Regions from separate parts of the Homo sapiens genome. Here region 1 is linked to region 2. A link is an interaction called in ENCODE POLR2A ChIA-PET data of the cell type or tissue named here. Cell type or tissue: OCI-LY7. All regions are shown on one strand. Links, peaks and the distances in the headings refer to the core of each region. The heading gives the core; the rest is flanking DNA. Region 1 has its middle 49 kb from the start of LINC02250. Region 2 overlaps LINC02346 (long intergenic non-protein coding RNA 2346).

Region 1 (15,784 bases), core at 4,547-12,546, 310 kb before region 2:
GGGTGGATCACTTGAGGTCAGGAGTTCGAGACCAGCCCGGCCAACATAGTGAAACTCTGTCTCTACTAAAAATAAAAAAATTAGCTAGGCGTGGCTGCGGGTGCCTGTAATCCCAGCTACTCAGGAGGCTGAGGCAGGATAATCGCTTGAACCTCGGAGGCAGAGGTTGCAGTGAGCCGAGATCACGCCACTGCACTACAGCCTGGGCGACAGAGGGAGACTCTGTAGCAAAAAACCAAAACAAAACAAAAAATCTAAGGGCTTAAAAATATACATTATTTACACTTATTTGGATGGCTACTATCCCCAAAAATAACAAATATTGGTAAAGATGTGAAGAAAGTAGAAACCCTTGTGTGCACTGCTGGTGGGAATGTAAAATGGTGCAGCCACAGTGGAAGACAATGTAGAATTTGCTCATAAAACCAACGATAGAATTATTATATGACTCAGCAATTCCACTTCTAGGTAGATACCCAAAAGAATTGAAATCAGGGTCGTGAAGAGATATCTGCACTCCCACATTTATAGTAGCGTTGTTCTTAGCAGCCAAAAGGTAGTAACAACTCAAATATCCATCAACAGATGAATGGGTAAGCAAAATGTGGCGTATGGATACAATGGAATATTATTCAGCCTTAAAATGGAGGAAATCGGAATGCGGCACAGCATGAATGAACCTTAAAGACATGCTGAGTGAAATGAGCCAGTCACAAAAGCACAAATACTGGATAATTCCACTTACATAAGGTGCCAAGAGTCTTCAAATTCCTAGAGAAAGAAAATAGAATGGTGGTTGCCAGCGGCTGGGGGAAGAGGAAAAGGGGAGCTCCTGTTTAATGGGTACAGAGCTTCAATTGGCAAGACGAAGAGTTCTGGGGATGGAGGGTGGTGGTGGTAGCACAGCACTGGATGTACATAATGCTGCTGGACTTCATGCTTAGAAATAGCCCAAGCTGCTGAGAACCTGCCTGGATTGATGGCACTGACTCTGGTGCGCAGGCTGGTTCCTCCCTTCACTAGAAGCCTGGCCAAGCAGCCCAAGCCTGGACACAGATCCATCATGGTGGGCACCAGCCAGGGTCAGCAGACATGTCCAACTCTGCCGGCATCTGCCTTCTCTCCCCAGGGACCCTGAGCCATGGCAAACTCCCAGTCACAGGCATGCTAGCCCTGTGGGTTCTGCCTAGAACTCAGGTGTCCTGTGTGAGAGAGACACTTCCCTATCTGGGCCCCAGAGAGTGTTTTGCTGGCTTGAGGCTGCCATGAGACCACCCTGAAGATGTTTGCTTCCTGGAGTTCCTGCTGTTTCCTGGCTGGCTTCTCTCCACCCTGGAACTTGACCCTCCAGCCACCTCTTGTAGCAGATTGGTTTTCTCTCCTGTCCTGAGAATCCAGTGGCTACTGGTGTCTGGGAGCCAGCCCTGGCCCCAAGGGCTTCATTCTTCAAGTTACCCGCCCTGCTGCTGGTTTTTTTGTGTGTTTGTTTGTTTTTTGATGGAGTCTCGTTCTGTCACCCAGGCTGGAGTGTAGTGGTACAATCTCAACTCACAGCAACCTCCGCCTTGTAGGTTCAAGCAATTCTCTTGGCTCAGCCTCCGGAGTAGCTGGGATTATAGGCACCCACCACCATGCCCAGCTAATTTTTGTATTTTTTAGTAGAGACAGGGTTTCGCCATGTTGGCCAGGATAATCTCAAACTCCTGACCTCAGGTGATCCACCCGTCTTGGCCTCCCAAAGTGCTGGGATTACAGCTGGGAGCCACTGCGCCCGACCATGCCCCCGGTGTTTCCACTCCAAACCTCAGAGGTGCATCTGGGGAAAGCTCTCCTATTCAAGTGTCCACTGCCCCAGTGATGGAGCACTGGGCAAGAAGACACTACAGCGTGGGGTGGGGGTGGCTTTGGGACCAGAGGCACATGACATGGAACCTCCACTTTTCCAAGTCCTGGCTCTGCGACTGTGGCAGGTTCTCAACCTCACGGGCTTTGGTTTCCTCTTTGGTAGAGTTGTTGGAGGAAAATCAAATGAAAATAGATACGTGTGAATGTCCCACAGTGTAGGGTGCAGAGGAGGGGGTGCGTCAATGGTAGCTCTAAGTGGTGGTGTTTGCAGTTCGGCCTAGGTCTCTGGTTCTTTATCCCGAGCATGGTAGGGCAGATCCCGTCCTGAATCACAGCCCATGTTCCCCTGAACACATGGAGGACCCTGGGTGCCCCAGGGGTCAGCGAGTGGAGCTGGGAATTTACTCCGCAGGCAAGGGCTCCCACACCAGTGAGGAAGTCTGCTCACCTGAGTCTCTGAGAGGGAAAGTTCAGGAATGCTGATGGTAGAGGTTTTACTGTGGCCATGCTAATGGAGGACTGAGGCTGGCCCCCAGCTCGGATTAACTAATTGGTCACATTGAGTCCCAATTGACTTGCTGGTCAGGAAGCATCTTCAGTTAGTCCCAGAGAGGGTCTGGTATCCCAGCTGGTTATGTCAACGAGAAACAGCACAGAACACTTGTTAAAGGTGGCAAGACAGATTTATTCAGACTGTTTCAATGGGGGAAAGGGACACCAGCATAAATGAACTCAACTCCAACCAAGACCTAAAGGTGGTAGGGGTTTTAAAGAAGAGAACAGAGAAGGAACAAAAACAGGCTATGAGAAGTATAAAAGGGAGAACCAAAAAGGTGACGAGAGGGGATGTGGGGAAATGAAAAGTTACAGGATTGAAGTAAGCAGGGGATTACTGGAAATTGTTTTGGCGATGTGGGTTGGGACGATGTACATTTTGCAGTTTGGCAGCAAACTGCAAAGACTCAACGTGGGGGCTGGTCATGTTAAGGGACTGGGCCAGCGCAAGCGAAAAGCAGGCTGGAGTGTGGCTGAGGCTCCCAGTCGAGTGTCTGGGCAAGCCCTTTGTGTCTACTGGAGTTTGCAGTTGGAACCAGACAGCCGCTGGTTTGGTTAACTCCTTGGAAGATGCTGGTCCAACTGCCATTTCTTCCGTTTACACCTGGACGCTTCTTGAAGCCACCTCCAGGGACATAGTCTTGCAAGATCCTGACAGTTACAGTAGCAATGTGAGCAGCCTTGGGCAAACAATAACAAGAACATGCACCGAGAAGCAAGAGGTTACTTGCCCCTAACAGCAAAGTGTAGAAGGTCAAACTGCCAAGGCTTCAGGAGGGACGAGAGTGTCCTTGGGACTGAATGCACAAAGGGCCACTGTCATCTGGGTTTGCGTGGGAGCTTGCAGAGGGGAGTGCACCATTCAGTGGGATCCTCATTTCCAGATATTCTACGTTTGTCGTCTGGCTTGCTGTGATTATTGTGCAAAAAGGACTTTCCCCACTTTTATTTGCTTAGTATTGAATCCAAGCAATATTTTCAAGAGCTATTTGTCAGGGGCTGAAAAGATCAAGGAGGCACAAAATCGTGGCTCCAGGGCACATGGGTACCTCAGAACAGGCCTGGAAGGAGTCCATTTGCTGTGCCCAGGACAGTGTGAGTGGCTCCCTCCCTGAATCCTAAAATGGGTTTACCCTGCCTTCTCTCATGCTGACTTCTCCTACCTGACTTCTGCTCCTTCACACCTGGCCATCCTCCAGGACTCATCCCCCTGGCCTCCACCCAGCTCTGAAAAGCTTTTCCCGGCACCCTCATCACCAGCCCCTCCCCAGCACTCCTCATTCACTGGTTCTCTACACCACTCCCTGCTGCCCTCAGCAGGACCCTGCTTTGTAAAGGCTTGGGGACTTCATACGTGTGTCTGGTTTCTCCAGCTGCTGGACAGAAGGGCAGAGAAGGTTCTTCTACTTTCGCCGTTACACCTCTGAGCACAGTGATAGATGTACTCCTTTTGGCAATGATGGGGGGACGAGGTGGATGTTTAGGCTTATGCATTCGTAGGCAAGACCACCGCAGTGCCTGGATGTGTCAGGCAGCATTTCAAGCCAAGAGAAACTCAGCAATGGCTGGAGAAAGTCCAGGACGGTCAGGAGAGCAAAGACTGAGTTACTTGAAGCCTGCTGCTCACAGACTCCAGGCAAGCACCTGACTCTGAGCCTCAAAGCCCAGTAAGATCTGGTTCATCTTCCAAGGTGGTGTGGAGAGGTTGGCTGTTGCACTGAAGAGGCCCTTTGCAAGGCCACTTGCCCAGACTTGAGCTGGACAACATCAGCTTTTATGTAGTATAATTTTGCAGAGGAAGGTTCCTCTTGATTTGACCATTTGTCTTGAGTTTTGTTGCCCTGAGTATTGTCTTGGGCATAGGGAAGGGCTCTGATTTCCAAAAGAGGCCAGCCAAGAAGAAGGAGAGCCCAACTCTAAAGTGGACTTGGGTCTCAGGCATCCTGGCCTGGAGAAAGAAATCCGGATCAGCAGCTCGGTTCAAAGGAAGCAGAGCTGGAGTTCCCAGAAGAGGAACACCAGTTGGAGGAACCGTGCTAGGCGTGGAACCAGTGGGCGTGAGTGTTTTTGACTTCCGGTCCAGCTTGGCTCTGGGGCTGTGGTGGACTGAGCCCACAGCTGAGGACAGCTGAGCTCAGCTCTGGGGAACACAGAGGCATGTACACTGCCACAGGCATGCTGGATTTGGTTTGAGCAGAAGTAGCCTCTGTTTTGTCTTCCCTTTGTTTCTCAGCATCACAACAGTGGAAGCCGACATCACTGTGTGAGTGTGAAGCATGCCGTTCTTCAGCTCTGCACAGCTTGCTGGGGACTCTGGATCAGCCCAGTCACCTCTGCAGCCTCAGGCCTATGGCCCATGCCATGAGGGGCTGCTCTCTTCCAGTTCAAAGAGGCGATGACTCGGAAGTGTAGACAGACACCGGGCAGCTGAGGGGAAGGCTGCAGGCTCAAGATGGCAGCTGTCTTTCCCATCTGTTTAATTTGCCAAGCAGCAGGCTAGAGTCTCCAGGGGCAGGAATGGAGCAGGGTAGGGAGAAGAGGTTTGAAAGGTTATCACAGTTTGAAATTAGCCTAGTGTGGCCGTGTATTATTATCTCATTTTTCTTCTCCTTTCTCAGGCAGTATGGAGACTTTGAGAAACACCAACTTATGTTGCTGAGTTTTCAGAGAAAGTTAATTTCTAGAGGAGACATTTCTAAGTATGAATGAGGACACAGAGAGTTTGGGTCTTGCCATCCCCACAGACTCAAGATTTGCCTCTGTGAGCAGTCTTGGGTAGGAGGAAAAGTCCATCCAGGGCCAGCCGCGAGGTGTGTCTGGGGCCTCCATGGACTGCCCCACAGGGCTCTGTTTCCTGGCTTTAAAAAGGTTATGTTTGCACTTTGGGAGGTGAGGCGGGTGGATCAACTGAGGTCAGGAGTTCAAGACCAGCCTGACTAACATGGTGAAATCCTGCTTCTACTAAAAATACAAAAATTAGCTGGGTGTGGTGGTGGGTGCCTATAATCCCAGCTACTCAGGAGGCTGAGACAGGAGAATTGCTAAAACCCAGGAGGCGGAGATTGCAGTGAGCTGATATTGCGCCATTCCACTCACTCCAGCCTGGGCAATAGAGCAAGACTCCGTCTCAAAAAAAAAAAAAGAAAAGAAAAAAAGAGAAAAAGAGGTTATGTCGGGTCCCCCATGCACCCTACACATGTGGGCCTGTTCTGAATCTTTCAGAAGCTGCCTCTGTGAAGTTTCCATTCCATTGCAGAACAAAGATCATTCTCTGGTCCAGATGCTCTGAGCTGCACAAATCTGAAGACAAGGAGGGTGGCTGGTGGTAAATGAAGATTATAGGAGGCCATTGTTGTGGACTAAGTCTAGAAATCAAAGTAGAATCAGCCATGCTCAGCAAACCTAAAGTAAGTTGTTATCTGACCTTCTGCAAAATCAGGAGTGACAACACCCTATTTCCCAAACAGACCAGTTTCCATCTTCTGTTGACAAGGTCATGAAGCTGCCCCTGTTTTCATCCTTAACTGAAGTCACCTGCTGGCAACAAACAGTTATTTTTCTATTGTTCTGCCTCCTTGTCCTCATCTTATAAGACAAGTAACTGTGAAATGACCAATCTGTTTTTGTCCTGGTTTCTGCTCTCTTCAGCCCTTCCTTCTCTGTCTACAAAGCCCTTCTCTGTCTCCTCTGCTCAGCTCATTGGAGCACTGATCCTGCATTATGGAATGAGGTGTTGCCCAACTCTGGAACTGCAAATAAAACAAGTTGAGATCTTTAAACTAAATTTGTTATAATTTTGTCTTTTGACAGTGGCTAGACCTTAACCCATGAGTGGCTGCTGCTGTGAGCAGTAATTCTCTTTTTCTGTCTGAGCCACTGGAAATAAACAGAGTTAATAATAATAACTGACCAGGCATGGTAGCTCACACCTGTAATCCCAGCAATTTGGGAGGCCAAGGCATGGTGGTCCCAGCTAACTCGGGAGGCCGAGGCGGGTGGATTGCTAGAGCCCAGGAAGATGAACCTACAGAGAGCCATGATTGTGCCACTTCAAATTAAATAAATAAATATTTAAAAGCAATGACTAGGAATAAAATGCTAATGAATACAATAAAAACAGATTGGCCTGGGTGCTGTACTCCCCCTGATTCCTGGGGATGACAAAATTTTGAGTAAATGCTCAACTTCAAGATGAAATGGTGAAGTTTACCTTGAGGGATGGTGATGGAGGCTGGTGAATATTTAACTTTTTTTTTTTAACTTTTAATTTAGGTTCAGGTGAACATGTGCAGGTTTGTTGTATAGGTGAACTCATGTCACAGAGGTTTGTTGTACAGGTTATTTCGTCACCAAGGTACTAAGCCTAGTACCCAATAGTTAGCCTCTAGCTCCATCCATGTTCCTGCAAAGGACAAAATCTCATTCTTTTTTATGGCTGTGTAGTATCCCACGGTGCATATGTACTACATTTTCTTTATCCAGTCTACCATTGATAGGCATTTAGGTTGATTCCATGTCTTTGCTATCGTGAATAGTGCTGCAATGAACTCCGAGTGCATGTATCCTTATAATAGAAAAACTTATATTCCTTTGGGTACATACCCAGTAATGGGATTGCTGGGAACTTACACTCCCACCAACAGTGTATAAGCATTGCCTTTTCTCTGCAACCTCTTCAGCATGTTATTTTCTTGACTTCTTAATCATAGCCATTCTGACTGGTGTGAGACAGTATCTCATTGCGGTTTTGATTTGCATTCCTCTAGTGATCAGTGATGATGAGCTTTTTCTTCATACACTTGTTGGCCACATGTATGTCTTCTTTTGAGAAGTGTCTGTTCATGTCCTTTGCCCACTTTTTAATGGGGTTGTTTGTTCTTTTCTTGTAAATTCAAGTTCCTTATAGATACTGGATATTAGATCTTTGTCAAATGCATAGTTTGCAAATATTTTCTCCCATTCTGTAGGTTGTCTGTTTACTCTGTTGGTAGTTTCTTTTGCTGGGCAGAAGCTCTTTAATTTAGTTCCCATTTCTCAAATTTTGCTTTTGTTGTGATTGCATTTGGTGTATTTATCACGAAATCTTTTCCAGTTCTGATGTCCTGGGTGGTGTTGCCTAGGTTGTTTCCCAGGGTTTTTATGACTTGGGCTTTTACATTTAACTTTTTAATCCATCTTGAGTTGATTTTTATATGTGGTGTAAAAAAGGGGTCCAGTCTCAGTGTTCTGCATATGGCTAGCCAGTTATTGTGGCATCATTTATTGAATAGAGTGTCCTTTCCCCATTGCTTCTTTTTGTCAGCTTTGTTGAAGATCAGATGGTTGTAGGTGTGTGGGCTTATTTCTGGGTTCTCTATTCTAGTCCATTGGTCTATGTGTCTGTTTTTGTACCAGTATCATGCTGTTTTGGTTACTACAGCCTTGTAGTATAGTTTGAAGTCAGGTAATGTGATGCTTCCAGCTTTGGGTTTGTTTTTTTTTTCCTTAGGATTGTCTTGGCTATTCAGACTTTTTCTGGTTTCATATGAATTTTAAGATAGTTTTTCCAGTTCTGTGAAGAATGTCACTGGTAGTTTCATAGGAATAGCACTGAATCTGTGAATTGCTTTGGGCAATATGGCCATTTGAATGATACTGATTCTTCCCATTCGTAAGCATGGAATGTTTTTCCATTTGTTTGTATCTTCTCTGATTTCTTTTAGCAGTGGTTTCTAATTCTCCTTGTAGAGATCTTTCACCTCCCTGGTTAGCTCTATTCCTAGGTATTTTTATTCTTTTTGTGGCAATTGTGAATGGGTTCGTGTCCCTGATTTTGCTCTTGGCTTGATTATTGTTGGTGTATAAGAATGCTAGTGATTTTTGTACATTGATTTTGTATCCTGAAACTTTGCTCAAGTTGTTTATCAGCTGAGGGAACTTTTGGGCTGAGACAATGGAGTCTTCTAGATATAGAATCATGTCATCTGCGAAAAGGGGTAGCTTTCTGTCTTCCTATTTGGATGCCCTTTATTTCTTTCTCTTGCCTAATTGATCTGGCCAGGACTTCCAAAACTATGTTGAATAGGAGGGGCAGAGAGAGGGCATCCTTGTGTTGTGCCAGTTTTCAAGGGGAATGCCTCCAGCTTTTGCCCATTCAGCACGATATTGGCCGTGGGTTTGTCACTGATGGCTCTCATTATTTTGAGGTATGTTCCTTCAATACCTTGTTTATTGAGAGTTTTTAACATTAAGGGATGTTGAATATTATTGAAAGTCTTTTTTTGCATCTATTGAGATAATCATGTGATTTTTGTATTTAGATCTGTTCATGTGATGAATCATATTTATCGATTTGTGTATGTTGAACCAATCTTGCATCCCAAAGATAAAGCCTACTTGATGGTGATGTATTAGCTTTTTGATGGGCTGTTGGATTTGGTTTACAAGGATTTTGTTGAGGATTTTTGCATCAATGTTGATCAAGGATATTGGCCTGAAGTTTTCTTTTTGTGTGTGTCTCTGCCAGGTTTTGGTATCAGGATGATGCTGGCCTCATAGAATGAGTTGGGGAGGATTTCCTCCTCAATTTTAAAAAATAGTTTCAGTAGAAATGGCATCAGCTCTTTTTTGTACATTTGGTGAATCAGTCTTCTCCTGAGCTTTTTTTGGTTGGTAGGCTATTTATTACTGCCTCAATGTCAGAGCTGATTATTCATCTGTTTAGGGATTTGATTTCTTCCTGGTTCAGTCTTGGGAGAGTGTGTGTGCCCAGGAATGTATTCATCTCTTCCAGGTTTTCTAGTTTGTGTACATAAGGGTGTTCATAGTAGTCTCTGAGGGTTATTTATATTTTTAGTGGGGTCAATAGTAATATTCCCTTTGTTGTTTCTGATTGTATTTATTTGCATCTTCTCTCTTTTCTTCTTTATTAGTCTAGCTAGTGGCCTATCTTATTATTTTTTTTTTTTTCAAAAAACCAACTCCTGGATTTTTTGGTCTTTTGAATGGTTTTTCGTGTCCTAAGCTCCTTCAGTTCAGCTCTGATTTTGGTTATTTCTTGTCTTCTGCTAGCTCTGAGGTTGGTTTGTTCTTGCTTCTCTAGTTTTTTTTAGTTGTGATGTTAGGTTGTTAACTTGAGGTCTTTCTAACTTTTTGATGTGGGTGTTTAGGGCTATAAATTTCCCTCTTAACACTGCCTTAGCTGTGTCCCAGAGATTCTGATATGTCATATCTTTGTTCTTATTAGTTTCAAAGAATTTCTTAATTTCTACAATAACTTCATTATTTACCCAAAAGTCATTCAGGAGCAAGTTGTTTAATTTCCATTAACTTTCACTTCATACATTTTTCCTGCTGGGTCTCTTTTTACAAGAGGCATGCTTTGCTTTGTTAAATTAAAAAAATAAAGAAAATTGAAAGAGAGAAATAAACAGCAATTTTGAAAAGAAAGAAGAAAAGTTGAAATAAAGATGATTAGGGATGGGATATGGGGGGAGATGAGACAGCCTAGGGTCAGAGAAGACCGAGAGAACCTCTCCGGAGTCAGAGCCTACATGGATCTTCCAAGCTCTAGAACCCAGTTTGTAAATTGCATGTGCATAGTGCAAGGACGGTCTGAAGCACAACTTTGTCAAAACTATGGGATACAGAACCTCATGACCCCCATCACCACAGGGCCACAGGGTGTTTGTTCCCAAGAGCCAGGCAGCCCCAGCTGGCATCCATCCCTCCTCCTGGGCAGCATGGCTGAGGGCACATGGTAACTGGGAAAGTCCCCAGCCCAAAGGCCTATTTGAATTAGGACCAGCCAGTGGTGGCATCAGAGATGAACCCACCTCTACAATGGGCAAGTGTTATCATTCTTTGAATAACTGTTATTGAGTCTTTATTAAGAGAGGAGTAACTGGGCATTAGAATTCACATGTGTTGGAGAAAAAGTTTGTGTTTATCTGATGACATAGTCTGGGGCCAAAAAGCTTTATTAGCCACCATTTACAGCTCTTGCTGAGCATGCTCTCAGTGAAAATTCCAGGATTTCCCACTAAAAGTTTGGCTTCCTGAATACTCTCTTCATCCTAAAGTGGAGGAGCATGGCATTCTGAGGACAAGAAAAGGAGAAATGGTATATGATAAGTAAAGCACTGAGTTTTTAATCCAGAGGCTTCTAGTAGCTGCTTTGGGACGTCTTCCACAGGATACAGATGCCTTGTTCTAGAGCTAACCCAATCAGCTTTGTCATGGCCCCTGGGAGGTGCTGTCCAGAGTCCCTTCAATGACAAACTCTCTGCCCAGCTCCAGGGAGTGCTGGTGGCAGGTGGTTTCCAGCTGCCAGACCCTTGGGGACTGCCTCTGCTTCAGAGCCACCTTGTCCATGGATGCATCCCTCCCTGGGGTGGCCCACACCCAGTGATGGATCCAAGTGGTTATAGGAAGGCCTGTCCATCTCTGTCCACCTTAGAAACAACACTAACTAGCTAAGGAGCCCCCCTAGGGCCAGCTGAAGCCACTTCTGGGTCACCCCTCAGCCCAACTTCCCCTGAACAAATCCCACTTCTTGCTTCTCCTCCCATAGTGTTGATCCCTAGCAAGCACCCTGTGTGCCCAGCTTCATCTCAGCATCGGCTTCCAGGGCTGACCATGACAACCATCTGACCTAAAAATGCTCAAAGGCAGAACACTGAGGAAGCAAAAGGTTTAATTTATGTACTATGTATATCTGCAAAAACATATTCAACATACGAAGTATATTTACACAAATGTTAATGTATAAACATAAATATTCAAAGTATGTATTTACATCTACACACATATTTAATTATTTGAGTATTTTTAAAGTATTTAAAGTATTTACTAGGAGCTCTCTTATCTAATTCCTGTGAACCCTGTAGTGAGTAAGCATACAGCCAAAATTATTTAAAGTAGAAAATCATTATATATGAGCATATATATATATATATATATCTATTACATGCACATGTGTATATATGTGATGTGTATATGTGTGTGTCTATGTAGGCATGTGCAGGTATGTGCGTGGGCACACACATATGCACATCACATGTAAACATAGTTACATATGTGAACATACATAGGTATACGTGCGTGTCTATATGTATATGTGTGTATGCATGTATGTGTGTGTCTGTGTGTGTGTGTATAACATTTTATTTTAACTTGAAGCCTAAAGACATAGATGTACGTGCTGGTCATCTGATTTGGTGATTTCAGATCTATATTGACTTCCTGTTCAGAGCACACAGTTGTAATACATTGTCCATATTTATCAGTTTCAACAGATTTAAAGTGACATGAGAGCTTAAAGACTTTTGGACAGACTCTAAGCGTGGAATTCTTATGGAATTTTACTTCCCTCCATTTGTTAGAGTTTCTTCCCACACACTTAATTGGACATAATGTTTTTTCATGATTCACCTTGATTGAGTCTTTCCAAAGCTTTGAACTTCATTTTCATAGAAACAGTAACTCTTTCCCCACTCATATTGTCATGGGATTAGGTAATATTTAACTAAATCACATGACAACACTATCTGGGCGCACTAGGGCCGGGCACCAACGCCACCGACTCTAAGGCGGCGAGCATCTTGATGGATCAGGCATGGGGCTTGCTCCCTGGTGCTCCAGGACCTCAGCTGCAGCCCAAGGATTCCTTCGGGAAGGTGCAGGAAGCTGGAAGAGCCCTGCCAGCCCAGAGAGGCCATTGTGGGAGGGTCTTTAGGAGAGTTTCTCTTGAGTAAGTGTAAATGCAAAATGTTGAACGTCTAGCTACTGCGGTGTCATGTATGTTTTTAAGAGGTGCACACGCTCACTCCCGTCACTCAGCCCATATCACTAGGTTTCTCTGTGCTGGGCACTGAAAATACAGTCCCCCAGAATGCAAAGTCCTTGCCTCAGAGGGACTCACAGGTGCATGGCACCAATCTGTAAATAGCTATCCCAAGCAACGAGATAGGTGCTGTGAGAATGTGCAGGTGAGAGAGACCACCTAGGCAGGCAGGGCACAGTCCAAAGGGAGGTGACATTTATTTGAGGCAAGTCTTGCAGAATGAATTTGAGGCATATCTTGCAGAATGAGTAGGAATTATCTAGGTGAATAACTGGGGGAGGCACCTTCCCAGCCGGTGACCTTTAGGCAAAGCCACTGATTTCTGGAAGGCTTCAGCTATCTTCAGGAATGATCAGCAATTCAGTGTGACTGGAGGCCTGTGCATGGAATCAGAGAGGCAGGAAGCACAGAGGCTGCAGAGGGAGAGGCAGAGTGGACAGGAACACTCATGTGTTTGTATATTTATGTTCTCCTCACATACTAATTTTCCTATGGAACAAACAATAATACTTTTTTTTTCTTTGGACAGAGTCTTGCTCTGTCACCCAGGCTGGAGTGCCGTGGTGCGATCTTGACTCACTGCAACCTCTGCCTCCTGCATTCAAGCGATTCTCCTGCCTCAGCCTCCCAAGTAGCTGGGATTAGAGGCGCCTGCCACGTCACCCAGCTAACTTTTGTATTTTTAGTAGAGACGGGGTTTTGCCATATTGGCCAGGGTGGTCTTGAACTCCTGACCTCAGGTGATCTGCCCACCTAGGCCTCCCAAAGTGCTGGGATTACAGGCGTGAGCCACAGCGCCCAGCTAACAATAATACTTTTTAACAGATTTTTTGAAGTTTTAAAATTTTAATTATTATGGATACATAGGCACATTGGGTACATGTGATGTTCTGATACCGGCATACGATGTGTAACAATCACATCAGGGTGATTAGGGTACCCATCACCTCAAGCATTTATCATTTCTTTATGTTAGAAACATTCCAATGCCACTCTTTTCATTATTATTATTCTTATTTATTTATTTTTGAGACGGAGTCTCTCTCTGTCGCCCGGGCTGGAGTGCAATGGCGCGATCTGGGCTCACTGCAAGCTCCACCTCCCGGGTTCACGCCATTCTCCTGCCTCAGTCTCCCGAGTAGCTGGGACTACAGGCTCCTGCCACCATGCCCGGCTAATTTTTTGTATTTTTAGTAGAGACAGGGTTTCACTGTATTAGCCAGGATGCCCTTGATCTCCTGACCTCGTGATCCACCCGCCTCGGCCTCCCAAAGTGCTAGGATTGCAGGCGTGAGCCACCGCGCCCAGCCCATTATTTTTGAATATACAATAAATTATGGTTGACTTTAGTCACCCTGTTGTGCTTAACTGAGATTAAATGCAGGTCTGATTAAATGCACCTGGAATTTATTTTGCGTGCTAGAAGGCAGGCATCAAGTGGCTCATCAGATTTTCCAGGACTATTGATTGCACTGTTTTTGTTTGTGCTCACTGAGTAGCAAAGGCTGGCCTGTCATGTATCCTGTGGCCTTGGTGCTGCAGTTTCTACATTACAGGATTCCAGGGGCTTTGCTTACATCATAGTCCACAGGCTGTGCAGTGAGATGCCATTGCACCCCTATGAGAATGATGACAGTGATAAAGGCCAACCACACAGGTGACGGTGAGATTGTGCAGGACTGAAACCCACACACCGCTGATGCAGATGTCACATGAAACAGAAACTTTAGAGAACTGCCTGGCAGCCTCTTAGAAAGTTAAACATACACCTACTGCATGATCCGGCCATTCTGTGGTACTTACCCAGGAGAAAAGAAAGCATAAGTCTGTACGAAGGCTTTTACACAAACGTTCTTAGCAGCCCATTTGCAATAGCCAGAAACTGGAAACACACAGTTTTATCCACATGATAGATGACTACCCAGCAATAAAAATGAATCAACTATTGATACGCGTAATCATATGGGGAAAAAATAAATCTCAAAATAATTACGCTGAGTGAAAGAAGCCAGGCCCCTTCCCCCAAGAAAGGGGAGGGTGCTGTATGATTCCATATATTCTATAAATTTATAAGATGTATATAAAATCCTAGAAAATACAACTAATTCACAGTGCCACCATATAGATACGGCAAAACCCATCAAATTGTATATTTTACATATGTGCAGCTTATTGTATGTCAATTGTACCTGAATAAATGGTTGAGAGTGTGTGTAATCCATGCAGCTACCAGAATAAAGCTTCTCGATCAAGAGGTGTTTTGGAATAACAGTTATTTTATTTTAAGTTATTTATTTAGAGACAAGAGTCTTTTTTCGCTCAGGCTGAAGTGCAGTGGCGTGATCTTGGCTCACTGAAACCTCTGCCTCCTGGGTCCAAATGAGTCTCATGCCTCAAGCTCAAGTAGCTATTTTTTATTTTTACTAGAGACAGGGTTTCACCATGTTGGCCAGGCTGGTCTCGAACTCCTGACCTCAAGTGATCCACCCACCTCAGCCTCCCAAAGTGCTGGGATTATGAGTGTGAGCCACCATGCCCTGCCAGTAATTTTAATTTTAGATTATATAATAGAAATGGATTTTTGAGTCAATGTGGGAAAGGTAAAACTTTCCCTAATTGTTTTCTGTTTCGAATTAGAAAAAGAAATTTTTTTCATGGATAACATAGAGAATTTACAAGAAGCTTATATGAGTTTCCTGGGGCTATTGTAACAGAGCACCACAGACTGGGAGGGTTTAAACAACAGACACTGGTTGTCTCACAGTTCTGGAGGCTGGAAGTCCAAGATCAAGTTATAGGCAGGGTTGGTCTCTTCTGAGGTCCTTCTCCTTGCCTCACAGATGGCCACCTTCTCCCTGTGTCTCTTCACCTATTCTTCTCTCTAGGTTTGTCTTAGTCTCTTCACATGGCATTCTTTTCCTAGTCATATTACCAGTCATATCAGACTAGATAGAGCTCCACCCTACTGTGGCATGACCTCATCCTAACCAATTATACATAACTGCATGTTTCCAAATAAGGTCATATTCTGAGGAACTGGCTATAGAACTTCAATATATGAATGGGGGTAATGAATTCAACCCATGACAAAGTTCTACCTTATATTTTCATTCTTAAAAATAATAGAGGGGTTAGGTGTGGTGGCTCACACCTGGAACCCTAGCATTTTGGGGGGCCAGGGTGGGAGGATCACTCGAGACCAGGAGTTCAAGACCAGCCTGGGCAACATAGTGAGATCCCCGTTTTTACAAAAATAAAAATTGAAAACTATTTAAAAAAAATAGAACAAGAAAGAAATGTGCACCTCTGTTTCTGCCATGCTATACTTGGAAATCAGCCAGGAAGGGAAAGAGCTTTTTGTGCAGCAACTCAGGCTGCCTCCTTGTGCTCTGGAAAAGACTTTCTCTCTGCCCCTCTTTGTTCTGCAGCCTGGGGTGCAGGTTTCTGCCAGGCTGGCCCTTCAGGTTGCCTGCTTTGCTCCTTTGGGCTGGGCCTTTGTAAGGGTGGCACCTGTGCGTGCCACATCCTGCAGGGTTCTAGGGGCATTGCTGCTTTATTGAG
Region 2 (15,784 bases), core at 2,417-10,416:
AGAAAGGAAGGGAGGGAGGGAGGAAAACAGTAGGGAAGAAGGAAGCCACTCTCTGCCCGCCCCCTGCCCCATCTCAGGCCCTAGCCCTCTGCCAGGAGCGTCTCCTGAGGCTGAAAGTGCCCCCTCCCGCTCTCAGACTCTGCGCTGCCATCTGCCTTGCTTCTCTCGGTACCACTTCCCCTGCTCTCTTTTGAATCGGATTCTCTCCTTCAAACTCCAGCTGATCCAGCCCGCACATGCCAGGCCCGTATGTAGATTCGTCTGTTGCCACCGTCCTCCAAGCCCTAGGGAGGGGTTGAGCTCCGTGGAAGGCCTCTGATGGGAGGGACACGACTCGGAGGCTGAGCAGCACAGGACACCGTGGTAAACTGGGATTCTTCTTTGCCTTTCTCAGGGAGGCAAAAGGTGCAGAGGCCTGCAGTGTGCTGTGAGCGACAGTGCCAGCTAGTGGCGCACGACTTACATCGCTAGCTACAGGGTTTCTTTTCTTTTTCTTTCTTTCTTTTTTTTTTTTTTTTTTGAGGCAGTCTCACTTTGTCGCCCAGTGGCACAATCTCAGCTCACTGCAACCTCTGCTGCCCAGGTTCAAGCAATTCTCATCGGTCAGGCTCCCGAGTAGCTGGAATTACAGGCATGCTCCACCACACCCAGCTAATTTTTGTGTTTTTAGTAGAGAAGGGGTTTCACCATATTGGCCAGGTTGGTCTTGAACTCCTGACCTCAAGTGATCCGCCTGCCTCGGCCTCCGAAAGTGTTGGGATTACAGGCGTGAGCCACTGTACCCGGCCCAGCGTTTCTTGACAACAGGGAATTGGGAGGATGCAGTCAGGCCTGGCCTTTAGTGGGTTGTAGAACTCCCTCTAGGGGTAAATGCTCAATAAAAATGGCTTAGCCTGGCCAGGTGTGGCGGCTCATGTCTGTAATCCCAGCACTTTGGGAGGCCAAGGTGGGCGGATCACGAGGTCAGGAGATCGAGACCATCCTGGCTAACATGGTGAAACCCCGTCTCTACTAAAAAATACGAAAAACAAAATTAGCCGGGTGTGGTGGAGGGGGTCTGTAGTCCCAGCTACTCGGGAGGCTGAGGCAGGAGAATGGCGTGAACCCGAGAGGCGGAGCTTGCAGTAAGCCGAGATCACACCACTGCACTCACTCCAGCCTGGGCAATAGTGGAGCGAGACTCCGTCTCAAAAAAAAAAAAAAAAAAAAAAAAGCCTTAGCCTGAAGAACACTGCCTTGCTTTCCATTTGGATTCTTTTCCTGTAGTTTGAATAAAGACGTAAGTTTTATAAAAATGTCTAGCCTTATTTTATGCATGTGCCCTGAGAAAGGTCTTAGACTCATTTACTGAAAGATGAAAGCAGCTATGTTTCTGAAATGAAGTCACTCTTCAATCACTTACTGCCTAGCAGGCAGCCACTGCCAAGTCCATTTTCCTGTTTTTATTGGAAAAAATATCATATCCCTTCCTTTAAATTTGTTTTTGATTCAAAAAAAATGGTTCTGAGATGTTAGAACATGCATGCTATGTGTCAAAATCTAATATTCACCAAAATCTAATAGTCATCAAACACTAGAAGCATTTAAGAAGAGGGCCGGGCATGGTGGCTCATGCCTGTAATCCTGGCACTTTGGGAGGCTGAGGCGGGTGGATTTCCTGACCTCAGGAGTTCGAGACCACCCAGGGCAACAGGGTGAAACCCTGTCTCTACTAAAAATACAAAAAAATTAACCAGGTGTGATGCCGTGTGCCTGTAGTCCCAACTACTTGAGAGGCTGAGGCAGGAGAATCGCTTGAGCCCCAGTGGCAAAGGTTGGAGTGAGCCAAGATCATGCCACTGCACTCCAGCTTGGGCCACAGAGTGAGACTCTGTCTCAAAAAAAAAAAAAGAAAAGAAAGAAAGAAAGAAAGAAAGAAAGAAAGAAAGAAAGAAAGAAAGAAAGGAAGGAAGGAAGGAAGGAAGGAAGGAAGGAAGGAAGGAAGGAAGGAAGAAAGAAAGAAAGAAAGAAAGGCTAAGTGCTGATTGGCTGCATGGAGGTGAATGGGCTTCCTTGCGATTAATGAGGCACAGCAGAAATGGAAGACGGGGAGGGCTTGAGGATGCTGTCCCAGGACAGTCCAAGGGACACAGCAGGGGAAAGAGATGTCCGGGCAGCAAGAGACGGAGAGCAAAGCTTGGGCCCTGACAGCATGGACCTACTTCTTTGAATCCCAGAAGGCAAAGTGCATACCCAGCCTACTGTGAGCTCATCCTCATCCCTGCCACTCAATTCACAGTTCTAAGAGTTGATACAGAAAATTAATTATATTTCATATATTCAATAGGTTAGACACAAACATTTCCTAATTAACTTTATTTCTAATAACATTACACCCCCTGCCAAAGCAATATTCTTATCTGAGGCCAGAGTTTGCAGTGGGAAGATGTAGAAAAGGAGAATGGGATCTATCCTGGTCTGGGAATTCTGTAAGAGTCTAGGAAGGCAGATGGAGCATGTGATAGCCTGATGACACGACAATTTGTCACAGACTCCTGAAGAAACCGCTAGCATTCTAAATGCGCAACTCATGGGCGTCATGATTTCATTTCTCTTAAAACCTGTGACTTTCCTGCGAACAATTTCTTTTCATAAGAATAAACTTGACATCCTCCACGTACGAATAATAGAAAGTTCTGTGCTGGTGTGAGAAGCACTCATGGAGGCCTCTGTCCCACACTGTGGTCTGAGAGAGCTTTCAAGTAAGACACATTTTAAGCCAGCAGCTTAGATTGATAGGTAGATAGATAAGTAGATGGATAGATAGATAGATAGATAGATAGATAGATAGATAGATAGATTATAGATAGATAGATAGATATAGTAACTGATTTCAGTAGGGAAGAATTATCATTTGGCCAGTTAAGGATAAAATGTCTTACTACATAAGGTTGGACTTTTATCCTTCTTATCCCCAAAAAACATATCCTGATTTTCCCCAGTTCTGCCTGTATTTGATATATAACAGGATTACAGTACCAAGATGTATATATTTAATCAAGTGAACTTTTGCTTGGCTGTGAGGCCCTCTGCTACAGTTTGAATGTGTCCCCTGCAAAATTCAGGTGTGGAAACTTAATGGCCAATGTGATAGTATTAAGAGGAGGGACTTTTGCAGGTGATTAGACCACGAGGGCTCTTTCTTCTTGAGTGGGATCAGACCCTCATAAAAGGGGCCTCACAGAGCATTCAGCTGGCTTGCCCTTTTGCCTCCCACCATGTGGTGACACAACCTTCCTTTCCTTTGGAGGACGCAGCAACAGGCACCATCTTGGAAGCGGAGACCTGGGCCCTCGCCAGGCACCGAACCTGCTGGTGCTTGGATCTTGGACTTCCCAGCCTGCAGAACTGTGAAAGAATAAATTTCTGTTCTTTATGAATTACCCAGTCTGCAGTATTTTGTTACAGCTGCACACACAGACTATGACACCCCCAACATGGAAGGTGCAGGACCAGCTCCATAGGGCATCAGATGCTGTGACCCACTTGGAAGGAAGTTAGAGGACTGCACTGAAGTGTCTGAAGAGCAAGCTCCCCTTTGCACAACCTCACTTTCATGTTGGTTTGGGGTAGCATGTGGGGGGCATTCCTTGGATGGAGATTTCACAGTTCTGTGTATGTCCTGCTTCACGCCACCTCTGATGAGCCCCTGGTGGAAACAAGAAACACTCCCCAGAAGGGAAGAGAGATCTTGATTCTAGGCCCATCATATCCTAAGGGAGGACTCCTTGAAGAATTCTTTTAAAAAAATATTTTTTTTAAATTTTAGTAAAATATACATAACATAAAGTTTACCATTTTAGCCTTTTTTGGTTTCTTTTGAGACAAGATTTTGCTTCCTCCCAGGCTGCCGCGGTGTGGTGTGATCACAGCTCACTGCAGCCTAAGAACTCCCAGGTTCAAGCTATCCTCCCACCTCAGCCTCCCCAGTAGCTGGAACTGTAGGCACACGCCACCATGCCCAGTTAATTTTTAAATTTTTGTAGAGATGATAGCAATCCACTTGGAAGGAAGTTAGAGGACTGTGCTGAGGTGTCTGAAGAGCAAGCGCACCTTCACACAACCTCACTTTCATGTTGGTTTGGGGTAGGTTGTGGAGGGTATTCCTTGGATGGAGATTTCATGGTTTCTGTTGCTGGGTTGCTTTCAAACTCCTAGCCTCAAGTGATCCTCCCACCTCAGCCTTCCAAAGCACTGATTTTAGCCATCTTTTAAGTGTAGAGTACAGTGGGATTAAACACATTCCATACTGTTGTGTAACCAGTCTCAATAACTCTTTAATATTGCAAAACTGAAAATCTGTCCCCATTAAATACCATTTTTCTCCCCCCCAAAGACTCTGTCTTTATGAGCTTGATGCCTCTAGGTGCCTCATGTGAGTGGACTCACACAGGAATTTTACTTTGTGATTGGCTTATTTCAGTAGCATCATGTCCTCAGTGTTCATCCTTAGTGTAGCATGTGTCAGAACTCCCTTCTGTTTCCAGGTTGAATGACGCTCCACTGTGTGCATAGACATTGTGCATATCCGCTCATCCCTCCATAGACATGTGGGTTGCCTCCACCTGCTGGGCATCGTGCCCCTGTGCACATGGGCACCCGGGTCTTGCTCTGGCGCTCCCCTCCTGCCTTCTGGGGTGAGAGCATTCGGGATGTGCTATAGGGAAATGGTATGATTTTAAAATGGAAGTGTTTCAGCCAGGCGCGGTGGCTCACGCCTGTAATCCCAGCACTTTGGGAGGCTGAGGCGGGCGGATCCAGGGGTCAGGAGATCGAGACCATCCTGGCTAACACGGTGAAGCCCCGTCTCTACTAAAAATACAAAAAATTAGCCGGGCGTGGTGGCAGACGCCTGTAGTCCCAGCTACTCGGGAGGCTGAGGCAGGAGAATGGCGTGAACCCGGGAGGCGGAGCTTGCAGTGAGCTGAGATCACGTCACTGCACTACAGCCTGGGCGACAGAGCAAGACTCCGTCTCAAAAAAAAAAAAAAAACAAAAAACAACAAAAACCCAAAAAACCAAAAAAATAAAAATAAATAAATAAATAAAATGGAAGAGTTTCACTCTCCCAGAAGCATGGCCCACCAAGTTTTGGAGGGGGGAGGGGGCAGGGTGAAGGATGAAACTGGGCAGGAAAACATTTTGGTTAGCGAGTGTGGCAGAGCTAGGGGTGGGTATTTGTGATGCTTTCTGAAATGTGGTTGGTTTTTGGAAAAAATGCCAGTAAGGACCCAGGTGCAAGAGCCGTAGGGCATCCCAAAGTAGGGGGTCCCTCAGCTTCCATGGCAAAGCTGCCTCTGCTCCAGCCTTAGCCCTGCCCCCCCGCCGCCCCCCCCCCCCGACCCCAGTTTGGATACCTGAAGCCTACCCCAGGCGATTGAACACAAAGCATTTCACTAACTTTCACAGCCTGTAAGCTTCACCAGCTGAGCAGAAGCTGCGGTTGGGCTGGGTGCATGACCTGCAGCCCTGGAAGTGAGGGCTCAGAGAGTCCCCTCAGTCACAGCTGCATGAAGCCCAGATGCTTCTCATTATGTTTCTGTCCAAGCTGCCTGGCCAGGAGGTTTGACCCAGCCCTTGGTTTGTACTTCCTGCACGGTGGCATCCAAGCGTGTTTTTTAAAAAAACACATATGTAAAAATGGTTAACCATACTCAACCTCTTCTGTCTCTGAGGAACAAGCAGTTTCTGTTGCATGTTCTAGATACTTGCTACCCAAAACAAGGCCCACAGGCCAGTGTCCTTAGCATCACCTGGGAGCTGGTTAAGAAAGTGCAATCTCAGGCCTCACCCCAGGCGCTGAAACAGAACCTGCATTTTCACAAGGGCCTTGGGTGTTTCGTGTTCAAATAATAAAGACTGACACCCCGGGACAGAAACAGTGGGGTGGGGCGGAAGGAGGGACAGGGGCAGTGGGGGTTAGATGGGGTGGGGGTGGGGGCTGTGCACCATTCTAAGTGCTTCCCAGGACTAATATATTTACTTCTCACTGCAGCTTGAAGCAATGTTATCTTGCCCTCAGTACAAAGTGAGCCCCAGGAAGTAGAGGCTCACCGCGGGTTTGGGCTAGGATAGGGTGCACCCACCATGTGGCCCAGGCCCTCACACCCACCTGGCTCCAGAGCATGGGGCCCGCTCCCCATTCTCCAGGCCTGGACCCTCTGTGCACCAACACCCGACTCATGAAAGAGCCAATAGGCTTCAACATACTATCTGTGGGACGTGTTTACTAAGCTGTGAAATTCCAGACACATATTCTCATGACTATTCTAATCCCTCCCATTACATGCAGTATGTGATGCGGAGGATGACGATGATATTTACTCCAAGATCATGGTTTTCTAGCATTCCTGGAAGCAGGACTGTGTCATTTTGCCAATACTCTACTCTTAGAAATACTGTAAGTTTTCACGTGATTTGGGTACAATTTGTCACTCTGTCACCCAGGCTGGAGTGCCGAGGCACAATCACAGCTCACTGCAGCCTTGACTTCCTGGCAATCCTCCCACCTCAGCCCCCTGAGTAGCTGGGATCACAGGCACACACTACCAAGCCTGGCTAACTAAAAAAAAAAATTGTAGAGACAGGTTTTTACTATGTTGCCCAGGCTGATAAACTCCTGAGCTCAAGCAATCCTCCCACCTCAGCCTCCCAGAGTTTTAGTATTACAAGCATGAGCCACCACACCCCGCTTGGCATAATTTCTTGCCTTTCTGGTAGAGAAGAGATTTCTCCCAGCCCCAGAGGTACCCACTCTTCTTTCCCAAAATTTTCAGAATGGACAGCACAAGCCTAGTGGCTCGATCCTGGCTGACTCCTGGCTTTCTTCTCTGCAGCGTGACATGGAAATACCAAGACCTTTCTTGATCATTGCTTCAGAAAGAGCTGGAAAAATTGCTTTACTCTCCTTAAACTCGAGTTCATTTACTTTTTCAAAGAGCGTTGGAAGGTATCATTCATTATGTTTGTGTCAGGGATGATTGGAGAAATTCATTTCCTCTGTTAAAGCCATTATATTTAGACTCCCTCCCTCAAGGTGATTCTCTGTTTTGGATATATATACGTATATAGACTTTTTCATTTCTGAAGCTATTAGTAACACGTGTTCAATTACTGGTGTAGAAAATGGATCTTAGACTGCTCTCAGTTCTTCAACCTGCATGTGTGGTCTATTTGTGATCCTAGAATCGATTTTGTTTCAAACAGCATTAAAGAAGAAACAAAAGGAATAGAGTAGAAACTATTGGAATGCACCATGCATTAGGTTTGCTAGGGCTGCTGTAACAAAGTCCCATAGACTGGAGGGCTTACACAACAGAAATGGATTGTCTCACTGTTCTGAAGCCTGTAGATTCAACATCAAGGTGCCTGCAGGGTTGGTTCCTTCCGAGGCCTTCTCCCTGGCTTGTAGACAGCAAGATGCCTTCCCCCTGTGTCCTCTGATGGTCATTCCCCTGCATCTGTCTGTCCTCATCTCCACTTCTTATAAAGACACCAGTCCTACCGGATTAAGGCCCACCCATATGAGTTCATTTCAACTTACCTCTATGAAGACCCCCCTCTCCAAATGAGGGAACATGCTGAGGTCCTGGGGGTCGGGGCTTCAACATATGAATTTTGCAGGAGGGACATAATTCGGCCTATAGCACATCATATCAGGTATTTTTTGTGAAACTTTAGCTTCAAGTGCGTGGTCTGTGTGTGTGTGTATGCATGCGCACATGTATTGGGTTACAATTTTAAGTATATTTCCTATGATGTAGGTGTTGGTCAAAAATATCTGAAAAACACAAGCTTGATTTGATGGTAGGGTGTCCTGTCAAGTGTGTTTCTCTTTGGGATGATGCAGAGATCGTGGGATCTGGAAGCCAGCTGGGAAGGCTAGGAATGAACTGTGAGATGAGCTCTTCTTGCACGTCTTGCCCCGCTTTATTTAATTATTGTTTGTTTTCTCTAGTTTTGGGTAATATCCAGGTTGTTGGCAGGTTTTGTGGAATTGTAGAATCAAGGTCCCATTTCCTTCCCAGTCACCAGCCTGGTTCTCAGCTCCCTCAGGTTGCTCTCAGGTTCTTGTTACATGGCCCCTCTATCCCAACAACCTAGAACCTCCAACTCATGCATACCCCCGCACCCACCTCCACCTACTGACTTTTGTTTTTGCCACCAGCTGGAGAAAACTCTTGGCCTTTAAGGCAAGAGTGATTAAATGAGGCCCACCCAGACAATCCCCCTTTTGATGACTTCAAAGTCAAGTAATTTGGTAACCTTAATTACATCTGCAAAATACCCTTTGCCAGGTAAGAGAGCGTAACTGTGAGCAAGGTGCTTCATCATGTTTGCTGTCCCAGGGATTAAGGTGAAAAGCCCTGGGGTCATTTTAAATTCTGCACCATTCAAGCCTAAAGCCTGTGAGGTGACTGGTGAACTTGCTCTTGGTCAGTAGAGATGCAAACTATTGGTGTCCAGTGGAGAAGATCATATCAAAGCCTTCAGCATTTTGTTCAGTCTTATTTTTTTTTTTTTCCTTTTGCCACTTCAGGACATTAGCCAGGTTTGCCACCACTTGGCAAACTTATTTCAGTGACATTTTTCCTCTTTCCTTTCCGATTGATGCTCTAGACCTTGTTCCATGAACTCCGTTTGAACCAACTTTGCCTTCCTGGTGAACTCTTCACTGATGAGTTAAATAAAGCAGCAACACACGTCCATTCTATATTTGTAAGGAGTCATCTGTTTGCTTTTTGACAAGGGCGATTCAATTTTCCCTGAGGCCTGTCGTTGCAGCTTCTGAGACTTTGTTTTCTCTTTTCCTTACCAGAAACCCCCTACCGTCCGAGCTCACGTGTGGCTCTGCTTTAAAGTGAAATGGTGTGAAAATTCACCGTGTGCATGGCTGTGCCTCATTAAAACCTTGCACGGTGACCAGCTACTCAAAAGGGAGCTCAGTGGAAAGCACTCTGCCATATGTAGGAGTTTCTGGAACAGGGGTGATAGAAAAGTTGAACAAAGACAAAAAAAAAATCACGCAGATCACAGTTGTGACTTTAGCTTTTTTTTTCCTGGGCATGGCAGCTGGGCAGAAAGGAAAAGCCTGGGCACTGCCTGGACATACCAACCCTGGAAAACGACAACCGCGGACAGTTCCCCAGACCTGAGACAGAGCTTTCCTCAGCTGGAAAGCCAGAGGAATACTACCTGCCGCTCCGCCTTCACCTGCGGCCCCATCTCCGTTCTAAGGCAAACTCTGACGGGCACTAAATTGGTCCTGTTCTCAGGCTAGGATAGGACAGATGACCCAGTTGCAGGCCCCAGCCTGTCCCTGGCCAGGCCTTTGTTACCACCCAGGCAACATCTTTTGAGACGAATCTTCCCTGACACTGCCGTGAGGGCCCATTCTGCAGTGCTCCTGGAACCCCACCTTTACCTGAAATTGAAAAAGAATCCTGTCCACATCTTGCAGTAATGCTGCCTGCTCCATGTACACCCCACCCCACACGTGAGGGTCCTGTCTGCTTTTGGGGGTCTGGCAGAAACCTTCATGGGCTTCTGGGAGAGGAACGGAACCTCCACTGTGGCTGGAGGCGCTGGAAAGCCTCCCTTAAGAGAGACTGCAGTGTGTTATGTGCTCACGTGCCCTCCTGAGTCATAAGGTTGTCCGAGCAAGTGGTGCTGCTTGTTCCCACTTTGCTCAGATGCACACCCTCTTTTCCTTCAATTCCTGAAGCTGAAAGATGGAAACCCAGCTCTCCCTCCATGTCCAGTATCCCACCTCCACACAAGAGACCACATTGAAATATTTAAACGTGACATTTCCAAGGTTTTGCACAGAGCCCAAGGGGAAGGATCTTAGCGTGTCTAGAAGTAGTGTGGTACTTGCTCTCACTGACTTTTAAGAATGAAGCCATGGCCCCTCACGGTGAGTGTTACAGTTTTTAAAGTTTCATGTCCCCAGTTCATTCTTTCAGATGCTCAGGTGTGTCCAGAGTTTTCTCCTTCTGGTGAGTTCCTGGTGTTGCTGACTTCAAGAGTGAAGCTGCAGACCTTGGCAGTGAGTGTTATAGCTCTTAAAGGTGTTATAGCTCTTAAAGGTGGCAGATCTGGTGTTCCTCCTTCCACTGGGTCAGTGACCTTGCTGACCTCAAAAATAAAATCGCAGACCTTTGTGGTGAAGTTACAGCTCATAAAAGAGCCGTGGAACCACACAGCAACCAGCAGAAAAGCGAAAGAATAACACCTCTACAGCGGTGAATAAAACGGGAATGGTGGCTGCTATCGGTACGGGCGGCCTGCTTTTATTCCTTTATTTGGCCCCACCCACATCCTGCTGATTGGTCATTTTACAGAGAGCTGATTGGTCCATTTTACAGAGAGTTGATTGGTCCTTTTTACAGAGAGCTGATTGGTCCGTTTTGACAGAGTGTTGATTGGCATGTTTACAAACCTTTAGCTAGATTCACAGTGCTGATTGGTGCATTTACAATCTTTTAGCTAGCCAGAAAAGTTTTCCAAGTCCCCACCCATCCCAGAAGCCAGGCTTCATCTCTCACTGGTACTCGCTGCCCAACGTTGCCGTACCTAGCCTGGGCACTCCAGCAGCCCAGAGGAAGCAGAGGAAAAGAGAGGAAGCAACAAAGAGAGGGAAACCCGCTATCGTAGCCAATGACCCCTCCAAGAGGGAAAGGCAGTCCACACAGAGGACCCTGCCTCTGATGAAGCCCAGCAGCAGCCAGTGGCACGGAGTGCGGGGCCCAGTGAGCCGGGACCCACCACGCCGGGACCCACCCTGAACCTGCGCTGGCCAGCCAGCGCTGCCCGGATCTCCTGCCCTTCCCTCGCCCTCCACACCTCCCCGCCAGCAGAGGGAGCCCACTCGGGCCTCCGCCAGCCCCAGAGAGGGGCCCCCAAAGCGCAGCTGTGGGCTGAAGGGCTCCTCCAGCGTGGCCAGGAGGCCGAGCAGACGCCCAGAGCAAGCGAGGACTGTTAGCAGGTTGTCATCTCTCAAGAGCTAAGAACAAAAATGAGATAACCTGTGTGGGCTGGCCTCTCTTGTGGGAGCTTTCCCAAGCCAGGCTAGAGTCTCTGGGATGTGGATCCATGTGGAGGGAGAAGGACTTTTACCCCTTCTCATCTGAGAGGACCTTCCTTCTGAGTTTTTTTTTTTTTCCTGAGGGTGTTTATTTCTCAAGACCATGGACCCCATTCAGTCCTCATTGCGCTGTGGTGGTCTGTGTCCCACGCCTTCCGAGCGGCCTCAGATGCCAGAATGTGAAGTCAACACAACCAGAGCAGTTGTCCTGGGAGAGTTAAGGGTCTGCTCTCAATCACGGTGGGGCAGGAGGTAAACTTTCAGGCGGTTTTTTTTTTTTTTTTTGAGACGGAGTCTTGCTCTGTCGCCCAGGCTGGAGTGCGGTGGAGCCATCTTGGCTCACTGCAAGCTCCGCCTCCTGGGTTCAGGACTTTCAGACGGTTTTTTTTTTTTTTTTTTTTTTTTTGAGACGGAGTCTCGCTCTGTCGCTCAGCCTGGAGTGCAGTGGTGCGATCTCGGCTCACTGCAAGCTCGGTTTCAGGCGGTTTTTATAGGCAAACTCCTGTGTTTGCTTTTTCTTCCCTTTCTTTGCTGTTCCTAAGCGGGTTCCTCAACTTGGGAGAGAATGTGAAGGTTGGGGAGGGGGTGTAGTTTGCTGTTTGGGAATGATTCTGCTATATGGGCCTTTCAGCTCATGTCAGGTGGAGAGAAAGCCAGCTCTGAAATTTCCAGGCAGGAGCTACAGGCTTCTGCACAGGTGAGGGGAGATGCTGGTCGGTCCCAGGAGCAGCTGTGGCCTGCAGTTTCTATATCCCCAAGGTGGTGGGAGGGCCTGAGAGGGAATGGGCCTGAAGGAGCTGGAGGCCAGGCCCAGGGATCCTGCAGGCTTGTCCCACGTGATGGGACACCTGGCCTGGCATAGCCCTGTGTGAGCAGTGGGCGGAGGGCAGGGCAGTTCTCAAAATCAGAGACTGAACCTCCTTCCTGTCAGTAGAGATTGGGACGTCTATTCATTTTGTGGAAAATACTTAGAGAAAAATTAAAGGATGGCAGGCTCTGTCATGAGTGTCCCACCTGTGCTGCTGCACAGAGCTCAGCCCTCAGAGGGTTCCTGCTGTGTTCAATCCTCTCCTGTTGGTGTCTTAAATTTCACAATGACTTTCGCAAAGTGTCTCTGCGTTTCCACTTTGCACAGGCCCTGTAGATCCTGCAGCCGGGTCTGCTGGCTTGCTATTTCTTGCATAGTTGAGTCTGGTTTCAGGCAACGCTTGGCACCTGGCAACTATGTATTGACCACGACTGTGGCTCCTGCACAGGCCCTTTGCTGACAGTCTCTTTGGCCTTCCCACTCTGCGGGGAAACTGAGGCTGAGAGTGGGGAAGGCTTGACCAGTGAGGCCCACTCCTCCATGGTGACCCGAAAGCTCGTTCTCTCCTTGCAGAGCTGAGCCTGAGCATCCTCACATTTGCCTGCATTTGTTCCAGGGCCTTTCCCTGGGAGTTTCCAAGCTCCAGGTGGGCAGGAGGCCATGGGCGGGGCCTTTCTGCACAAACGTCTTTTCTTTTTAGTGTCTGCCCTTAAAGGGAGGCGGCTAACAATCTCCGCTCCTCACCTCCTCACCAGATCCCCGGCTCCATGCTGTCGCTTCCTGGGAGAGGCTCAGGCCAGGACACAGAACCCACACCCCACGGCCCGGACCGCGCAGAGCGTCCCCTCCACATAGGAGCGCCCCTTCTAGGAGGGCTGCCGCCCTCCTGCCCAAGCCCTCCAAGACAGGAAGGAAGCAGAACCTACAGAGGATCAGACAACAGGCTCAGGACAGGAAGTGCCGGGTCGGATGCTTCCTCCAGCCCGTGTATCCTGAGACCAGTGCCATGTGGGGCCGCCAGAGTCCTGCCTGGTGCCCAGCACTCCTCTTCCTGGAAACGCATCCCTGTTTAGCGTAGCAAAAATGGGGAGCTAGTAAACCTCGTGTCATGGGCTATGAATGGAGACATAAAACACTGAAAATTCTACTACTGCGAAAGTGAAACAGTCTTGCTCCAAATATGGCCTTGACTAAATTAATTATTAAAATATAAAGGGAAACAACTTCCTTTCACATACTTGGTTGAGAAAGCAACTAAAAAATTTATTTCTTCTCCCATGAGAAACACTACCTTTTAAGATAAAATTTATTTTCTGTATATTTGCATTAAGAGAAAATATGAAAATATTTAATTGACATTTTTTATTAAAAGACTATCAGCATTGAAAGACAAATTTCACAGGAAAAGCATTGAATCATTAAGTTTTGTAGTCACAAAGGTAAGTATAATTTGCTTAATGCTGCCCTCAGTTTACAATGGGTCTTTAGTATTTTCTAAGCTATAATGTGAGTTTGCCAAAATATAGCATTGGTTTGCTACATAGAATTTGCTCAGTGATAAAACACAAAGGAGTTACTTATGTTAAAATGTAAATAATAAATTTATGCAAAATTTCTGAAAGTATACATTGTAAAGACAATAAATCTTTCCATTAAATTAGTGGGAAAGGAGCTCAAAACCCAGCCGGGTGATTCATTATTTTAATGACTTCCTGCTTTATTGCAAAACCTCTCTGTTCATTCGGTGTTGGCAGTTTGAGCCCCTGTTAAGGATTTAGGCTCACAATGGAGCTTCTATAAATTTCCAGATCTCTGTCATGCTGGCATGTAGGTCATTCTCCTTTTGGAATGATGAGGAGGCTGGAAAGCGGTTGCTCCAAGGGAAGGGGGAATTTTTCAAACCCGAGCTGTCCAAGCTCAGCATGAATTGGAGTGGGCTGCTGACTCAGGGGCTAACAGAGGCAGCCAGGAAACATGCAAATGTGCAATCCCTTCTGCCAGGTCTGTCCCAGCAGGTGTCACTAAAAGGCAGCCCTGTGTGCTTCTGTCACTGTGGCAGCCTTGACAAGGAAGGTGGAAGGGAAAAGAGACCCAGTGCTGAACTCCAAGCAGAGATGGGGCTTTTCTCTCTGCATTTTTCCCCTCCCCTCCCAGCCTGCATTTCCAATAACATATTGATTTACATTTGTATTATGAAACAAAAATGGTTGTAAGCAGCTGTTCTTTCCTTTTACACACAATGCTAGCTCCTATTTACATTCCTAACTGAACAATGTCTAAAGAGGTACTTAAACTGACATGAATCACAGATGATCTTATGACCAAATGCTTAGTGCAAAAAAACACTTCAAATTGCAAGAGGAGTCCCTCTAAATATAGAAAGGACCAGTATTTTAAGAGATATGTTAACTAAAATGTGGCGATGTAAGGAGTAGAGCAGGAAGAACCTTTAGGTCCAAAACTTACAAGTCAATTTCATAGTTTCCATGGTCCTCCCTCTGGCATCTGTTTTCTGTACAATGGAGGTAACAATAGTAGCTATTCCAGAGCAGGAAAAGGCTTAGAGCAGTGCTAGAATACTGTCGTGGCTATATAAAGTTTAGCCATTTGTGTATCATAACAAATCTACAGTGTATTTTTTTATTGGTAGTCAATAATAGATTTCTTTTGGAGAAGTAGCAGCCTCCTGTCTGGGGACACCTGCAGTTCCCACTAAGTGAACACTGGTGTCTGCTAACTTTTGCCCCTATTTCTGTCAATAATTACTGTCAAGCTGTTCCTTGATTTAGCAATTTTATTTACTTTCTTTTTTTTTCTTTCCCTTTTCCTGAGACAGAGTCCCGCTCTGTCGCCCAGTATGGAGTGCAGCAGCGCCATCACAGCTCACTGCCACCTTGACCCCCGGGCCCTCGGGCTCAAGCAATCCTCCTACATCAGCCTTCAGAGTATCTGGGATACCCGTGCGGCCCACTATGCCTGGTTAATCTTTGTGGTTTTCGTTTTGTTTTTCCATTCCGGGTCTTGACTGGGAGTGTTGGCTCACGCCTGCAATCCCAGCACTTTGGGAGGCTGAGGCAGGCGGAGCACGGAGACCAGCCCAAACAGTATAGAGAAACCCCATCTCCACCAAAAAAAAATAAAATAAAAATACAAAATTAGCCGGGCATGGTGGCTCACGCCTGGAATCCCAGCCACTTGGGAGGCTGAGGCACGAGGATCACTTAAACCCGGGAGGCAGAGGTTGTGGCGAGCTGAGATCGTGCCACTGCAACAAGAGATCCAGCCTGGGCGACAACAGTGAAACTCTGTCTCAAAAATAAATAAATAAATGAAAAGAAACAGACCAGGTTTCACCAAGTTGCCCAGGCCAGTCTGAAACTCCCAAGCTCAAGCGATCCGCCATTCTCGGCTGTCCAAAGTCCTGGGATTACACTGTGAAGGTTAATTTTATATGCCAACTTGACTAGGCCACAGGGTGCTCAGATTAAACATAGTTTCTGGGTGTGTTTGTGAGTGTTTCCAGATGACATTAGCTTTTGAGTCAGTGAATTCAGTAACATAGATGGCCCCATGGAGATGGGCATCATCCAACTTGGTGAGGGCTTGAGTAGAACAAAAGGAGGAAGGGGGAATTTGCCCCCTTTCTTTCTACCTCTTTGGGTGTGCTGGGACATCCCATCTTATCTTCTCCTCCCCTGGGACTGGGATGTACACCATCAGCTCTCCTGGTTCTCAGGCCTTCTGACTTGGACAGAATTAAATCACCAGTTTTCCTGAGTCTTCCAGCTTCCAGATGGCAGCTTCTTTGCCTTCATAATCATGTAAGCCAGGACCCCATAATAAATCTCTTT

The links. Peaks named below come from ENCODE experiments on the same cell type or tissue, not always from the same donor. Only the 100,000 strongest peaks of a DNase experiment are listed, where the experiment ranks them.
Region 1: POLR2A ChIA-PET joins it to region 2 with 14 read pairs; 2 of 35 experiments call an interaction of 5 or more read pairs at or near these places.

What each region holds. Positions count from the first base shown.
Region 1 is chr15:25,620,212-25,635,995 of GRCh38, forward strand. No RefSeq gene overlaps it. Among named protein-coding and RNA genes, the nearest start is that of LINC02250, 49 kb to the left of the region's middle. In OCI-LY7, for the core only: no CTCF peak of the experiment used is centred there; no DNase peak of the experiment used is centred there.
Region 2 is chr15:25,933,674-25,949,457 of GRCh38, forward strand. All of the region lies in intron 1 of LINC02346 (long intergenic non-protein coding RNA 2346), which reads left to right. Among named protein-coding and RNA genes, the nearest start is that of LINC02346, 39 kb to the left of the region's middle. RefSeq lists an enhancer at 9,167-9,667. In OCI-LY7, for the core only: a CTCF peak has its summit at 4,544; DNase peaks (open chromatin) are centred at 5,578 and 6,078; H3K4me3 peaks cover 399 bases; H3K27ac peaks cover 2,520 bases.